Linked DNA regions of Homo sapiens: region 1 is linked to region 2. A link is an interaction called in ENCODE POLR2A ChIA-PET data of the cell type or tissue named here. Cell type or tissue: PC-9. All regions are shown on one strand. Links, peaks and the distances in the headings refer to the core of each region. The heading gives the core; the rest is flanking DNA.

Region 1 (2,913 bases), core at 185-2,684, 410 kb after region 2:
GTCTCAAACTCCTGACCTAAGGTGATCCACCCGCCTCGGCCTCCCAAAGTGCTAGGACTACAGGCATGAGCCACCACGCCCAGCCTCTTGGCCACTTTTTATACCAAGATCAAGTTGCTCGGGGTTTGAGGAGGGAATGGGGCAGAGGAATATATATGTGTCATGTGCTGTGACAGTGGTCCCAGAAAATTATGATACTGTTTTTATTGTACTGTTTCTTTTCTTTGACAGAGTCTTGCCCTGTCACCCAGGCTGGAGTGCAGTGGCACCATCTTGGCTCACTACAACCTCCACCTCCTGGGTTCAAACAATTCTCATGCCTCTGCCTCCCAAGTAGTTGGGATTACAGGCGTGTGCCACCATGTCTGGCTAATTTTTGTATTTTTTGTAGTGATGGGGTTTTCCCATGGTGGCCAGGCTGGTCTCGAACTCCTGACCTCAAGTGATCTGCCTGCCTTGGCCTCCCAAAGTGTTGGGATTAAAGGCGTAAGCCACCAGTCCCGGCCCACTATACTTTTTCTATGTTTGGGTAAATTTAGATACACAAATACCACTGTGTTACAGTTGCCTAAGATATTTAGTATAGTAACATGCTGTACTGGTTTGTAGCCTAGGAGCAATAGGCTATACCATATACTATATAGCAATAGCCTAGGCGTGGTAGTAGGCTATACTGTCTAGGTTTGTGTGAGTGTACGCTATGGATGTTCACACAACACTGGTATCACCTAACAATGTTATTTCTCAGAACGTGTCGCTGTGATGCATGGCCATGTATTTCCTCAATATTAACCCTTCCTTGCAGCCAGAGAGAACTAATGCTTATTAATTTTGATTTTTTTTTTTTTTTTCCGAGACGGAGTCTTGCTCTGTTGCCCAGGCTGGAGTGCAGTGGTGCAACCTCAGCTCACTGCAACCTCTGCCTCCCAGGTTCAAAAGATTCTTCTGCCTCAGTCTCCCAAGTAGCTGGGACTATAGATGTACACCACCATGCCCAGCTAATTTTTGGATTTTTTTTTTCTTGAGACGGAGTTTCACTCTTGTTGCCCAGGCTGGAGTGCAATGGCACGACCTCGGCTCACCGCAACCTCCGCCTCCTGGGTTCAAGCGATTCTCCTGCCTCAGTCTCCCCGAGTAGCTGGGATTACAGGCACATGCCACCACACCTGGCTAGTTTTGTATTTTTAGTAGAGACGGGGTTTCTCCATGTTGGTCAGGCTGGTCTCAAACTCCCAACCTCAGGTGATCTGCCCACCTCAGCCTCCCAAAGTCCTGGGATTACAGGCGTGAGCCACCACATCCAGCCTAATTTTTGTGTTTTTAGTAGAGATGGGGTTTCACCATGTTGGCAGTGCTTATTAATTTTGAAAGCTTGCAAGCTTTTACTTACAAAACAGGACATGCCTAACAACACAAGATAGCAGATTATGCAGAAGAAAAGGGCAGGCCCTTGGCCTGGGTACTCTGGACAGTGGTGTTTCTGTTCTTGGAGACTGTATCATCACCACAGAATGGGCTTTCTAGAAATGGGCATTCATCCCTTGCATCAGATAAAGCAGTGTATATTCTCATCTCCCCAGGCCAGCTAAAGAATGTTCTTGAGGCATCAGGCGCGGTAATTCTCACCTGTAATCCCAGCACTTTGGGAGGCTAAGGTGAGAGGATTGCTTAAGTCCAGGAGTTGGAGATCAGCCTGGGCAACATAGTGAGATGTCAACTCTACAAAAAATAAAATACAAAAAACATTAGCTGGGCATGGTAGTGCATGCCTGTAGTCCTAGCTACTTGGAGGGCTTAGGCAGGAGGATCACTTGAGCCCAGAAGGTTGAGGCTACAGTGATACAGTGAGCTAAGGTTGTGCCACTGTACTCCAGCCTGGGGGACAGAGCAAGACCCTGTCTCTAAAAAAACCAAAAAGAAAAAGAATATTTCAAATCTGCCCTAACTGCTCTCCTTCAGTTTCCCAATTGGTGCAGGTACCTGGAACTAAATCAAAACAAAGGTTGGGGGCTCTATGCAAACAGTCCTCACAGGATAGGAAGCTCCAGGAAGGGTGAGTGATGGAGAGGGGTGGGCACCTCTGGGCAGCAGCCCCCTGCCCAGGGCACCTCAGTCACAGGGTGGGAGCACTGTGCAGAGAAGGGGTCCCTGAGGGTAGGAAAGATTCACCTGCAGCTTCCACACCTTCAGGGCAGATGCGACAGCTCACTACAGCCAAACAAAACTGAGGTCACAACTCTTGCAGAGCACTGTTGATATTCACAATAGCCAAAAAGCAGAAACAACCCAAATGTCCATCAACCGATGAATGGATATTTTAAAAATGTGATCCATCCAAACAGTAGAGTATTATGTGGCTATAAAAAGTAATGAAGCACCACCGGACACGGTGGCTCATGCCTGTAATCCCAGCACTTTGGGAGGCCAAGGCAGGTGGATCACCTGAGGTCAGGAGTTCAAGACCAGCCTGACTAACATGGTGAAACCCCCGTCTCTACCAAAAATACAAAAAAATTAGCTGGGCATGGTGGTGTATGCCTGTAATCCCAGCTACTCGGGAGGCTGAGGCAGGAGAATTGCTTGAACCCAGGATACAGAGGTTGCAGTGAGCCAAGATTGCGCCACTGCACTTCAGCCTGGGAGACGAGCGAAACTCCATGTCAAAAAAAAAAAGTAATGAAGTACTGATACATGCCACGACACAGGTGAGCACTGGAGAATTATGCTAAGGAAAGAAGCCAGTCGTAAAAGGCCACATATTATGATTCCATTTATACGAAATGTCTAGGACAGGAGAATCCCTGGAGACAGAAGGCAGGTTAATGGATGTCCACAGTTTGAGAGGCAGGACAAGTGTGTAGATTCTGGGAGTGATGGCTAAGGCGTGTGGGCTTTATTTAGGGAATGAAAATA
Region 2 (2,913 bases), core at 101-2,600:
TCTGTCCGCCCCCCCCCAAAAAAAAAGATAATTTATGCAAAGACTTAAAACAGTGTCAGGCACACAGTAAGTGCTGAATTAAAGCTAACTTTCGCCAGGCGCAGTGGCTCAAACCTGTAATCTCAGCACTTTGGGAGAGTAGGGAAGGAGGATCGCTTGAGCCCCAGAGTTTGAGACGAGTCTGGGCAGCTAGTGATGACCCCATGTTTACAAATAATTTAAAAATTAGCCAGGTGTGGTGGCATGCAGCTGTGGTCCCTGCTACTCAGTAGGCTGAGGCAGGAGGACTACCTGGGCCCAGGAAGTCGAGGCTGCAGTGAGCTATGATCATGCCACTGCACTCCAGCTTGGGCCACAGAGCAAGACTCTATCTTAAGATAATTTTTAATGAAATTAATGACAAGGACATGGTGGGGGGCTGCAAACAGATGTTTCCACAGGGAGTGCACAGTCCTGCCAGTGACGGAGCAGGTCTCCTTCTTGGTTTATTGAAAAGTCGAGGAAAATGTGGATAATTCATGTCCAGGGACCTGTAGCCAACAGAAAAAAGCCCCTGCCTTCCCCGACTCAGAGCTGCTGTAATACAGAAGCCACAAGCCACATGGGGTGACTGAGCACTTGAATGGTGGCTTAATATGAGTTGAGACGAGCTGTCAGTATCAGTTATACAATGGATATCAAAGATGCGGTATGAGCAAAGGTCCTGAGGCAGCTTACCTGGCATGTCTACGAACAGCAAAGCAGTGAGTAGGAGATGAAAGCAGTGATGTGATCTTGTGGTGTCTGTTTCTGTGTCTGTCGCCCCACTTGACTATTGCTTCCTTTGGCAGGGGCTGCATCTGCCGTGTACGTTTCCATAGCCACGGGCTGGCATGGCATCTGGCATATAGTAGGTGCTTACCACATGTTTGTTGAATGAATGAATGGATGTTGGTGGTAACTACATGCAGCTGAGTTAAACTGAGCCCAAGGAGAGAGAGGACCAAATGCCTGCTGTAGTGGACACTGGTGTGTGCCCGGGTCCCCCTTCTACACAGAGGCAGTCACTCCCCAGCTGCTGGGAGAGCTGGTGGCTGATGGTTTGTGCCCAGCTGAGTCCCTCTCTGGGCATGGCCCCCTAGACCCCCTACCCCACGGGTCAGCACACCTCCAAAGACTGGTGAATATGGAGTACAAAAGCCCGGCCCCCTTTTCCCCAGGCAGGACAGCTCTGCTGTGCTACTTGAGCTCCAGAACTTTCCCCAGGGATGACTGAGGCCTTTGTTGCGACTGCATCTGCATCGCAGCTCAACTCCTCTGCCTGGTCCTGCTGACCTCACTCCCACGCAGGTGCTGCCTCCAAGAGCACTCCCCAATAAACCTGCTCACTCGTCCGTGGGCTTCCCTGGGAACCTGACTTGTTACTCTTCTCAAGCCATAACCCTGTCATTCGTCCATTCATTCAGTAAATATGTACTGAACAGCTATGCCCCAGGCATTGTTTTGGGATCCAGCAGCAACCCCAGACAGACCAGGACTGTTTGTGTAGGGATACTGGCCATCGAGTTTTTAGATTTCACCAAGACTGAATCTCATCATCTCCAGCCCCACCATGGCCATGACACTCCTGGGAGGCCTGGCTGCTTCAGCTCCCTAGAGTGGCCCTTAGAAGGTGTGGACAGGTGTGGGGACAGGAAGGGAGCAGACCCAGGAGCCCAGGTCTGTGGAGTCAGGCAGACCCAGGTTCGAATTCAGCTTAGTGCTTTTTTGCATTTCCCTAGTGACTAATGATATTGAGCATCTTTTCATGTGTTCACTGGCTTTTGTATATGGTGTTAGTCCACTTTTGTTGCTATAAAGGAATACCTGAGGCTAAGTAACTCATAAAGAAAAGAGGTTCGGGCGCAGTGGCTCACACGTATAACCCCAGCACTTTGGGAGGCCAAGGTGGGTAGATCACTTGAGGTCAGGAGTTCAAGACCAACCTGGCCAACATGGTAAAACCTCGTCTCTACTAAAAATACAAAAATTAGCTGGGTATGGTGGTGCGTGCCTGTAGTCCCAGCAACTCCGGAGGCTGAGGCAGTCAAGACAGTGCACTACAGCCTGGGTGACAGAGCGAGACTCCCTCTCAGAAAGAAAGAAAAGAAAAGAGGGCTGGGCGCGGTGGCTCATGCCTGTAATCCCAGCACTTCGGGAGGCTAAGGTGGGAAGATTACTTGAGCTTAGGAATTCGAGACCAGCCTGGGCAACACAGCGAGACCTTGTCTCTATTATAAATAAAAACAAAAAGTTAGCTACCAAAAATGAGGTGGCGTGCACCTGTAGTCCCAGCTACTTGGGCAGCTAAGGTGGGAGGATCACTTGAGTCTGGGAGACTGAGGCTGCAGTGAGCTATGATCACACCATTGCACTCTAGCATGGGTGACAGAGTGAGACCCTGTCTCGAAAAATAAAAAAAAAAAGAAAAGAGGTTTATTTGGCTCACAGTTCTGCAGGCTGTACAAGCATGGCACCAGTATCTGTTCGGATTCTGGTGAGGCCTCAGGAAGCTTTTACTCTTGGTAGAAGGCAGAGCGGGAGCAGGCATGTCATGTGGTGAGAGAGAAGGGAGGAGGTGCTGGGTTCTTTTAAACAACTAGACCTCAGATGAACTCATAGAGTGAGACCTCATTGCTGCAAGGACAGCACCAAGCTGTTCATGAGAGATCCGCCCCCATAACCCAGACACCTCCCACTAGGCCCAACCTCCAACACTGGAATGATGTCACATTTCAACATGAGATTTGGAGGAAAAAAAACATCCGAACCATACCATATACCTTCTTTGGAGAAATGTCTGTTTAGGTCCTTTGCTTATTTTTATTTTTATTTTTTTATTTTTTATTTTTTATTTTTTTATTTTTTTTCCAAGGCAGAAGAATTTTTCTTAGT

The links. ChIA-PET counts read pairs that join two places held together with the same protein. Peaks named below come from ENCODE experiments on the same cell type or tissue, not always from the same donor. Only the 100,000 strongest peaks of a DNase experiment are listed, where the experiment ranks them.
Region 1: POLR2A ChIA-PET joins it to region 2 with 12 read pairs; 2 of 35 experiments call an interaction of 5 or more read pairs at or near these places.

The regions. Positions count from the first base shown.
Region 1 is chr16:11,745,257-11,748,169 of GRCh38, forward strand. No RefSeq gene overlaps it. Among named protein-coding and RNA genes, the nearest start is that of TXNDC11-AS1, 3.7 kb to the left of the region's middle. In PC-9, for the core only: no CTCF peak of the experiment used is centred there; no DNase peak of the experiment used is centred there.
Region 2 is chr16:11,332,537-11,335,449 of GRCh38, forward strand. All of the region lies in intron 1 of LOC105371082 (a long non-coding RNA gene), which reads left to right. Among named protein-coding and RNA genes, the nearest start is that of RMI2, 11 kb to the right of the region's middle. In PC-9, for the core only: no CTCF peak of the experiment used is centred there; a DNase peak (open chromatin) is centred at 1,385; H3K27ac peaks cover 521 bases.